2 separate regions of the Homo sapiens genome follow, and region 2 is linked to region 1. A link is an interaction called in ENCODE POLR2A ChIA-PET data of the cell type or tissue named here. Cell type or tissue: K562. All regions are shown on one strand. Links, peaks and the distances in the headings refer to the core of each region. The heading gives the core; the rest is flanking DNA.

Region 1 (5,378 bases), core at 104-5,103:
GGCCAGTGGCCTGGGACAATGGACTGGTACAGCTCGTTCAGGCTCTGGGGCTCTGCTTCCCTGGGTGAAGCTGTGCTCTGGCTGATGAGATCACAGACAGGGAGGGGATGAATGAAGGCTTTCCTGTGGACCTGGTGCCAAGACAAAACAGTCCTATCCCAAGAGGAAAAAAATTAATAAGGGCTGCGGCTCTCTCCCTGCCTCCTGGCTGAGGTGCTGGGAAACGCACTGAGTCATCTAATGGCAGGCCAGGCCCCTCGGAAAATGTTGGCATCATCTTCCAAGCTGCCACCCCTCCCACGCGGCCTGGACCCAAAACTGGTGTTTGTCAGGACTGGACTATTGGCCTTATCTTAATGAACGGGCTTTGCCTGGCAGGATTCTAAGAGGTGCCGAAGGGCCCAAACTGATGTAATTCCTTCCCCCTTGTGGTTGAGCTTTCTCCCTGGGAGATGGGCCCAGGGGCTGGGCATGGCAATTAACCATCAGCAACCTTTGCCCCAGCCCCTGCTTCCAATATACCAAATCCAGAAAAAATAAAGTGGAAAGGAAGATGGAAATCAGCCCCGAAAGGGAACAGAAGTTATAAAACCAGCCCTTGTGGTGGTAAAAAAGGTGAGTGAGGGCTGCCCTACCCTCTGCCTTTATAAATCATTAGGAAGGGGTTTGCCGAGGCATGGGTCCCAGTACAAGGTCTTTCTTGGATTGAGCCAAAGAGGTTAATGTCACAGTCCCTGAGAGCATGCATGAGGATCCCAACATCTCTCCTGTCACAAACTCTGAGATTCAGGAAACAGAGGCCAGATTCCACCACTGGGAAGGGTGGAGGTTGACCGGCTACCCTAAGAGAGATCTGGGTACAAGCCCGAACCCTAGCTAGTAAAGATGCTGGACTTCGGCCACATCACACACTCACAGAAGGTGATATGTAATGCACACAGGCCCACTGTGGAAATTCTGACGAGATGGGGCATACTTAACTCTACTGAATCAGGTGAGCAAGACATCTCAAAATCAGCTTCAACCTAATCTCTCTCTATTCCTTTGGCCAGCATTTTTTGCTAATCTCTAAGGGTATAGATCTAGCTGGGCAAGGGACACCCACTGACTGGCCAGTTGCTAATGGTCTGGCAGATATGTCCACCAGATGTCCCACCACCACCTCCAGCTCTACATGCCGAAACCCCAAACAGATTTTCCTTTGCCCCAACAGAAATTTCCAAAACAATTTTCATGTTTCTGCCAATGGTGCCATCATTCCAGTCAGTGAAGCACAAGGCACTCATCAAATCCCCCTAATCATTTCCCTCCCCAGCTTGCATCTCACGCATGTGGTCACCAAAGCCCAAAGACTTTCCCTTCCTAAACTCAAGTAAATCTAGTCATATTTCAGTACTTTCTTCCCACATCGCCCATAATCCAAAGTTTCTTATTTGTCTGTCCCTCTCTCCCCAAACTTCTCTCCCTCGAATTTCTTCTTGTTTCAGCCCAGCAGTCCACACATAACCATAAGAATAATCTTTCTAAAATCTCACTGTATGCAGAGCATCCCTGCCTCCAAAACTTGTTTTGGCATCTTGTTACCTTTGTGATAAGGAACAAAGTAGTCTCATACTCAAGGCCTTCCCAAAGCAACTCCAGCCCACTTCTACGGTCTATATCCTATGGATCACCTCTCTAGGTCTGGCCAGACCCACCAGCATGGTCCCCCAAATAGATGATTCCCTTCCTCTATGGGCCTATCTTGTTGACTTCCCCTGCCCTTTACACTGCAGCTGCTGCCTAGGCTTGGCCAACCCACCTTCTCCTCTGCCTTTTGAAGTCTCACTCATATGCTAGCTCCTCCAGGAAGCCTTCCCTGATACTCAAAGTCCCAAAGTGAGCACTCCTTCCTCTGAGCTCACATGGAGCTCTACACAGTTCACAAGAGACTTATTAAACATGGCCTTTTGGTTACAGAGATGTCCAATCTCCCCCAAGAAACCAAAACTCACTGAGTGTAGGGACAGTGTTGATTGTCTTAATATATCCCCAGCAACAGGCACTTAGCAAACACTCATTTAATATGCTTCAACGAAAGTGAAAGAATGAACCAATGGTCTGGTGGCTATAACTTCAAAGGCAAGACTGACAGAACATTCTGGAAAATACCCCAAATCCTGAAAAAAGTCACCATAGACAGAGATTTTCGCTGGTATGAAAGGCTGAACTTAGATGATATAGGTTACAAAGGAACTAAGATTTGGGTCATAGGCAACTATGCCTTTTCTCTAGCCTAAATCTTAAACCCAGGCCATAGCGTCTATAATCCCTAATGCAATATCCTTTGCTTTTGTAATTAAATAATATTAATAATAATGTGTTTTTAAAATCTTAAAAATAGGCCGGGCGCGGTGGCTCATGCCTGTAATCCCAGCACTTTGGGAGGCCAAGGCAGGCAGATCACAAGGTCAGGAGATCGAGACCATCTTGGCTAACACGGTGAAACCCCGTCTCTACTAAAAATACAAAAAATTAGCCGGGCGTGGTGGCAGGAGCCCGTAGTCCCAGCTACTCGGGAGGCTGAGGCAGGAGAATGGTGTGAACCTGGGAGGCGGAGCTTGCAGTGAGCCGAGATCATGCCACTGCAGTCTGGCCTGGGTGAAAGAGACTCCATCTCAAAAAAACAAAAATCTTAAAAATATACACTTGGGGCCAGGCATGGGGGCTCACACCTATAATCCCAGCACTTTGGGAGGCCAGGGTGGTCAGATCACGAGGTCAGGAGTTCGAGACCAGCCTGGCCAGTATGGTGAAACCCCATGTCTACTAAAAATACAAAAAGTAGCCGGGTGTGGTGGCACATGCCTGTAATCCCAGCTACTCGGGAGGCTGAGGCAGGAGAATTGCTTGAACCTGGGAGGCGGAGGTTGCAGTGAGCCAAGGTCACACCACTACACTCCAGCCTGGGCAACAGAATGAGACTCTGTCTCGGAAAAAAAAAAAAAAAAAATACACACACACACACACACACACACACACACACACACACCACACACACTTGAGCCTTGAGGCGAGAAGTGGTTTTATATAGAGAGAAAAGTCTTTCATTCATTAGCAAGGAGTTTAGTGCCTGCTGAGGACCAGGCACTGTTCTAAGCCATGGATATCCCACCACAACTTTAAAAAGCACCCCCAACCCCTACCCAATATAATTAGCTTATATTCTAAAGGGAAAATAGACAACAAGCAAGCAGACTAATCTATTTCTGCCAGGTCATGAGAAATGCTATAAAGAAAAACAACCATGGCAAAGGATATAGTGTGGCAGGGCTGCTCCCTGAGTGAAAATAGGGCTTCATATTCATAGGATTCTCTTCCTCCGTAAAGTTGTCAAGGCCCTTAAAACCAAAGACTGCAATATAAGATGTAACCAAGATGTGAAATTTTAAAAGAACATAAAAGTACATGCAAATGCCTTAAATAGAGAAATGCATCTTAATTTTTCATCATAACACTTGTCACTGAGTGGGCACTCAATAAATATTGGTCGTATAAATGGCTTGCTGGGCAGTCCACAGAATGCCAGAGCCTTCAACCAGGAGATTAATTTCCCCCTCCAAGACTTTGGGTGGTTTTATTGTTTGTCTGTTTTTTGTTTTTGTTTTGAGACAGAGTCTTGCTCTGTCGCCCAGGCTGGAGTGCAGTGGCGCGAGCTTGGCTCACTGAGACCTCTGCCTCCCAGGTTCAAGCGATTCTCCTGCCTCAGCCTCCCGCCCCCGAGTAGCTGGAACTATAGGCCTGCACCACCACACCCAGCTAATTGTTTGTATTTTTAGTAGAGACGGGGTGTCACCATGTTGGCCAGACAGGTCTTGAACTCCTGGCCTCAAATGATCTGCCTGCCTCGGCCTCCCAAAGTCCTGGGATTACAGGCATGAGCCACCATGCCCAGCCTCCCTTCCAAGACTTTGAATGGTAACCAACTCATGTCCGATTCAAAAATGCTCACTATGGTTCGGTCCCTGACCCAGCCAGCCACAAACAGCCAGCCTGGGCTATTCCTATACCCAGGAATAGCCCAAAGGGAAAGAAGGTTCTATTTGTTGTCTTTATTGCATCCTCATTAGCTTCTGGAGCAAACAGAGCTCACCGACCACTCAAAGCAGCTCAGACTCCCAAACCTCAGCTCTCCCATCAGTTTATCCCCACACTTTCAAACTCCAGTTGGCTGTAAGTCAACAGAAAGGCTGGAATTGGGTAGAGATGAATTTGCTATGCAGTGTCTTAGGTTCCAAGCCCCCTTCCCTTTCCTTCCCTTTCCACTGTGCCTGAGAATGCGGCCTGCTTCTGGCCCTTGGCTCCCTTGCCAGGAAGGTGCTTTGCCTTGTGCAGGCCGCCAGGTGTAGCCTGCTGGAAGGTGGCTTTTAGAAAAGAGAAAAATGAGAACAGTTTAGGTTGCGGCTGAAACAGGCCTTCCTATGAAGGTCCTGCCCTGGGTGATGGTACCTGGAAAGAAAGAGACCTCATCCTTATCTGGGGGGTAAACTGAGGTTTCAAGAGCCTTTAATCCCCTATTGAGGTTTGTCTGGCCTTTTCTCCCCTATTGATGGAACTTGATACCCTGCCATGCTCCCATGAATCTCTGGCTGGTCCTAATTTCTTCCCAGAAGGCTCCCTTAACTGTGGACTTCCTGCTGATCTGGAACCTCACGGTTTTCCTGACTTCCCCAAGCTTCAGGCTTCACTATCATCCTTGGCTCTCATCCCGACCACGTGACAGGCACTACCCACACCCCAGAGTGGCAGCTGCCTCCCAAGAAAAGGATGGCATGACACTGTTAATTGCCCATTGGGTTAACACCTGGCAACCCCAAGGGCTGTTGACATCACACCTCCATAAACAGTGTGACTGTCCCTGGGAAAAAATGATATGTGCTCACATACCTTTATACAGACAAGGTGGCGCCAGGTTTACCTACTCCCAAACTAGACTAATGAAATGACGGGGCTGAAAAGAAATGGAGTGTTTCTTACCAGTCTAAGCTTATTAAGCAATTTTAGCCCGATTCCCATTACCAGGTAAGCCAATGAGTCAAAGTTGCCAGGACCAAAAGATCATGCTTCCAACCATTCAACAAATATTTAATGAGGGCCTGGCCCTGTTCTAGATGCCTGGCATAGCACAATTAACAAAAGAAGCTAAATTCTTTCCTTCCTGGAGATTTTCTAAAAATGAAAAAACAAAAAGAAGGAAAATAGAAGGGAAACAGAAATAGACAGAGAGGCTGGGCTCAAGGGCTTACTCCAGTAATCCCAACACTTTAGGAGGCTAAGGTGGGAGGATCACTTGAGGCCAGGAATTCAAAACCAGCCTGTGTAACATGGCGAGACCCATC
Region 2 (5,378 bases), core at 136-5,135, 69 kb after region 1:
CTCTTGAAACACAGTCACCATGTTGTGAAGAAGCCCAGGCAGCCTGTGGAGAGGCCCACATTGAGAGGAGCCAAAGCCCTGGGCCCTCGGCCCTGGCTGAGCTCTTAGCCAACAGACAGAACCAACCTGCCAACCATGTGAGTGAGCCATCTTAAAAGGAGACTCCCCAGCCCCCAGTTCATCGTCCATTCAATACTGTATAGAACAGAGACAAGCCCTGGCCAAATTGCAGAGTCATGTGCAAAATAAATGAATGTTGTTGTTTCAAGCCACCGAGTTTAGAGGTGGTTTGTTATGCAACAGTACATAACTGATAGGCTAACTCTGAAATGTCTTAAATCTGTTACCATCTCTCCATTCCCCCAGGACAGGCTCTTGTTACCTTTGTTGATTGGAGACAACCCACCTAGTGAATCTTCCAGAAGTAAAGCTCTGCTTGGAATAATAGTTAACACTACTGAATACTAATTTACCTACAGTATTAGTATTGAGCTTTAAATTCATTTTCTTTTTTTTTTTTGAGATGGAATCTTCCTCTGTCGCCCAGGCTGGAGTGCAGTGGCGCAATCTTGGCTCACTACAAGCTCCACCTCCCGGGTTCACGCCATTCTCCCGCCTCAGCCTCCCAAGTAGCTGGGACTACAGGCACCCGCCAACACGCCCGGCTATTTTGTATTTTTAGTAGAGACGGGGTTTCACCATGTTAGCCAGGACGGTCGGTCTTGATCTCCTGACCTCGTGATCCACCACCCACCTTGGCCTCCCAAAGTGCTGGGATTACAGGCGTGAGCCACCACGCCTGGCCTTAAATTCATTTTCTTATGTAATCCTTACGATCCTACAAAGTCAGTTGAAGCTGAAGAAATGAGTTTAAATAGGTGTATTAAGGACTTAATTTTCCTCTCATAAAGAAAGAAATAAAGCTCAGAAAGTAATAACTAGCCCAGGGTTCAAACCTAAGTGTCAAGTCCAAGGTCAATGCTTATAACCATCTTCCCTGCTCAAGAATCTCCATTGGGCCAGGTGCAGTGGCTCGTGCCTGTAATCCAAGCACTTTGGAGGCTGAGGCAGGAGGATTGCTTGAGCCACAGGGTTCGACACCAGCCTGGGCAACATAGTGAGGCATGGTATTAGGTTTGGTGGCTCACACTGTAGGCCCAGCTACTTGGGTGGCTGAGGTGGAAGGATCTCTTGAGCCCAGGAGGTCAAGGCTGCAGTGAGCTACGATTGCACCACAGCCCTTCAGGGGAAAAAAAGAAATCTGCAGTGGTTCCTCACTCACAGGATAACAACTTAAACCTGGCATCCAAGTTGGACTATCATATGGTCCCAACTACCTTTGCAGCTTTGGAATTAAGGCATCAGGTCTAGGCACATGAATTTCCTGGTTGCACTTGTTTTGTGTGGGGTGGCAGGAAGAAACTCAGGCCATCGGCTACTCTAGGCACTGCCAGAGTCACTTATTCTTTCCAGAACTTGGCTTCCTCATCTAAGGTGACAGACAATTGAACCAACTCGTTTTAAAGTTCTCTTCCAGTTCTGCCCTGTGTAGTATGAAGACTGTCCTCTTCTACTTTTGTACTTCCTACCTCTTCTAGAACCCCAGCCTGAGCTTCCTGCCAGGGCACATGTCCCCACTTCCGAGATGGAGAGAAGATAGGAGACTTAGAGATGAATGCTTTTGTGAATGTTCTCTATTTACCCACTTTTTCAGAACTAGCTTTGGCCTTATATTGTGGAATAGAATCTGCTTGTCTGCAGCTCTAGGGGTAGAAGGAACGTTTTCTTCTGATATTTCTGAGATCCCTATTACCAGTGGTTTTTTTGAGACTAAGCATTGGAATGTCATTAGCACTGAGAAGGAAGGGCAGTGGGGGAGGCAACCGAGAAGCTCAGACTTACATTCTTGCTTCCAAATTATTTTGCATGCTTTCTGGACATTAGTACAACAGACCATTGAAGTATGGTTTGCCAAGGTTAGGTTCAATCAGTGCATGAGCCCGTTACCTCTGCAATTACTTTACCCTTCTTCAATTTGGTGACTTTGGGTTGTTGAATTGTAAGGGGGAAAGGTTTTTTGTTTTGTTTGTTTTTTTTAGTTTGTGATTTACAGTTCTTCCTTCCATTTGTTTTGTGGAAGCTTTATAGAAATTGATTTGAAACCTGAGATACTTTGAAATATAAAAGAGCAAGAGTTATCCCAGGACTCTCATTCAAAAAGTTGACGGATGGCAAAACAAGCTTGTCCCTGGAATCTTCAGAATTTTCTTCAGAATTCTATCCCTTTGAACTTACTGAATTTGGTTTCTTTTTTAGTTCCTGGTTCTTCCTTATTTTTATCATGGTGCTAATCTTTGTTTACCCAGGTTCTGACATTTTTACCCTAGAATTAATTACCCCAGATGGTCGACTCTACTGTGTTTTCCAAGCAAACAAAGAAGGCAGGAAATGTGAGCTTCCTGAGCAAATTGCCTTTCCGTTTTAATATGAGACTTTGCCTTTTAGAATCATATTTTTCTTATGTTTACTTTTCTTCATTATTATTATTATCATTATTATTATCATTTTGGTTTGGATCTAGTTAGAGTTTCCCTTTTCCATTTAAAATTTGGTCCTGATATTTTGCTTTTTGCTTCCCCATGTCTCAATTTGTTAAATCTTATTGTTCTATGTAATTTGAATTGCTACATCCTTTCTGTTGACTAGCTCCTTGCTCAGAATAACTTTTCCACACCTGGAACTTTGGCGTAGGAGTTCTTTTCACTTTTATGCATTTCCCGCGACATTACAGGGTGAGTACGTAGCAGATGAGTGCTTGTGAGCCTTTCCTCTGGGATTCACACAGATGGCTCACTCCTAACTTTGGTGAGTCATTCAGTGGCCAGATGTTTGCCTCTTTCCTCCTCCCCACTCTACCCCCACAATTCAGTGTACTGTTCTTTGAATGACATCCCCTCTTGTTTTTGCCTCTCTTTCTCCTGATGCAATGGCCAAAATGCTGGAAATGGCTGCCTTAAATGTAGGGACCATTAGGATCTCGCTCAACACAGAACCCAGGCCACCTGTAATAACACAGCTGGCTCCCAGTCCTGAAACCCTGCCTTTCTGCCCTGAATGGGGTGCAGAGAACCAGTCCAGACACCTGAAACTGCCACCCTTCTTCATCTGTAGGTGCAGGGGCCCTCTGTATCAGGAAGAGAGCCTCTCTGAAATCCACTGTCATTCTGGGCTTTTCCTGGACCAGCTCTCCTTACCTACCCCCTTCTCTAGCCTGTCAGTTTCACTCATTCATTGGACATTTATAAGCACTAAGTATGTACCAGGCATCATGCTGGCCTTTGGTGGTACCAACAAATAAAGAGACTGCTAAATGCAGAAAAATAGGCACAGAGTAAAGACTTGTAAGTCTGTAAAGGAGTGCTCAGTGAGAAGTCACACAAGCTAAGTTTCCAAGGACCATTTGCAGATCACTGCTGAACATTCTCCATCCTGCCTACTTTGTATTAGAGGACTTCTTGCAGGGAGAAATATAATCAGCAGGATCCTCGCTCAGAGACCTGGCAGACACCACCTTAACCCAGTGATCAAAGTTAACCTCCCCAGTACATGTACAACTACTGCTGCCCTGAAAGGATGCACTGAGAACATTTCTGTGTCATTTCTACCACAGATGCGCTACTTGAATCTAATTATGAAGAGACAAGAGACAAACCCAGATTGAGGGGCATTCAGCAAAATAATTGCCCTGTACTCTTTAAAAAACGGCAATGTTGAGAAAGACAAAGAAAGACTGAGGAGCTATTCCAGTTAAAGTAGGCTAGAGACACTGGGAACCAAATGTGATGCATGATCCAGGATATTCTTTTATTACAATGAGCATCATTGGGACAGTTGGTAAAATGTGAATATTGTCTGAAGAGTATAATATTGTATCAAAGTTAATTTCCTGGTCTTGAGGATTGTACTGTGGTTATGTAAGAGAATGTCCTTGTTTTTAGGAAATAGATGTTGAAATATCTTGAGATAAAGAGCATTATGTCGGCGACTTATTATCAAATAGTACAGGAAAATGAGTGTGTGTGTGTGTGTGTGTGTGTGTGTGTGTGGAGAGAGAGAGAGAAGGGAGGGACAGAGGGACAGAGAGATATAAAACCAATGCACCTGGGTGCGGTGGCTCACGCCTGTAATCCCAGCACTTTGGGAGGCCAGGGTGGGCAGATCATGAGGTCAGAAGTTCGAGACCAGCCTAACCAACATGGTGAAACCCCGTCTCTACAAAAATACAAAAATCAGCCAGGCGTGGTGGCACGCGCCTGTAATCCCAGCTACTCAGGAGGCTGAGGCAGGAGAATTGCTTGAACCCAGGAGGCGGAGGTTGCAGTGAGCCAAGATCACGCCACTGCACTCCAGCCTGGTGACAGAGCAAGACTCTGTCTCAAAAAAAAAAAAAAAATGCAGTAAAATGTTAACATTTGGGGAATCTGGGTGAAGAGTGGGAATTCTTTGTACTATTCTTGCAACTTTTCTGTAACTCTACAATTACGTCCAAAAAAAGAAGAATTGACAAGGTCCCACCAAAGAGGAGAGACAGCTTTGAACATGGAAATACAGGGCAGTAACTTGGCAGTTTGCTCTTTGGCCTGCAAAGGCAGTATTCATGTGAGTGAGAGTCACTTGTCTTCAAGTCCTGGCATTTTATGTAGCAGATCCCAAAAGCTGCCTGAAAGCCCCCAGGCCTTGTGTCGTTTCCCCTTCTGTTCACAGGTATCTTCCAGGCACTCACTAGAATATGGTGTCTGACAAGTTTCTCAGCTAACCAAGCATGGACCCAGAATTCTCAGAAATACCAAGGACAGTTTCTATGGCACTGACCAGGCTTCACCCTAGAGAGTGGTCCCCTACCGAGAACAATTCTTCCTTTCCCCTGGCTACAAAATAGGGATTCCTGGCCTATTTCTGCCAAATGCTTTGTGGAAGCAGAAAATCATAAGCCTTGTGTTTTCTCCATTATAGAAAATTAGGCCAGGTGTGGTGGCTCATGCCTGTAATCCCAGCACTTTGGGAGGCCGAGGCGAGTGGATCACTTGAGGTCAGGAGTTCAAGACCAGCCTGGCCAACATGCTGAAACCCTGTCTCTACTAAAAATACAAAAACTAGCCAGGCGAGGTGGCGGGCATCTATAACCCCAGCTACTCAGTAGGCTGAGGCACGAGAATCGCTTCAACCTGGGAGGCAGAGGTTGCAGAGATTGCGCCACTGTACTCCAGCCTGGGCAACAGAGCGAGACTCTGTCTCCAAAAAAAAAAAAAGAAAAGAAAAATAATATTCCCTCTTTCTTGGCCCTTGGTTTTTGGGGTGCTTTTTTGTTGTTTAATAAT

The links. ChIA-PET counts read pairs that join two places held together with the same protein. Peaks named below come from ENCODE experiments on the same cell type or tissue, not always from the same donor. Only the 100,000 strongest peaks of a DNase experiment are listed, where the experiment ranks them.
Region 2: POLR2A ChIA-PET joins it to region 1 with 6 read pairs; 16 of 35 experiments call an interaction of 5 or more read pairs at or near these places.

Annotation. Positions count from the first base shown.
Region 1 is chr17:8,425,977-8,431,354 of GRCh38, reverse strand. It overlaps a transcript of NDEL1 not described here. Among named protein-coding and RNA genes, the nearest start is that of NDEL1, 7.2 kb to the left of the region's middle. In K562, for the core only: a CTCF peak has its summit at 1,156 (motif pointing right); no DNase peak of the experiment used is centred there.
Region 2 is chr17:8,357,472-8,362,849 of GRCh38, reverse strand. KRABD2 (KRAB domain containing 2) reads left to right here. Exons shown (of 2, transcript NM_001304947.3): 2 at 1-4,028. It overlaps LOC100128288 (a long non-coding RNA gene), which reads left to right and starts at 2,309. Exons shown (of 1, transcript NR_024447.1): 1 at 2,309-4,437. In K562, for the core only: no CTCF peak of the experiment used is centred there; a DNase peak (open chromatin) is centred at 2,869.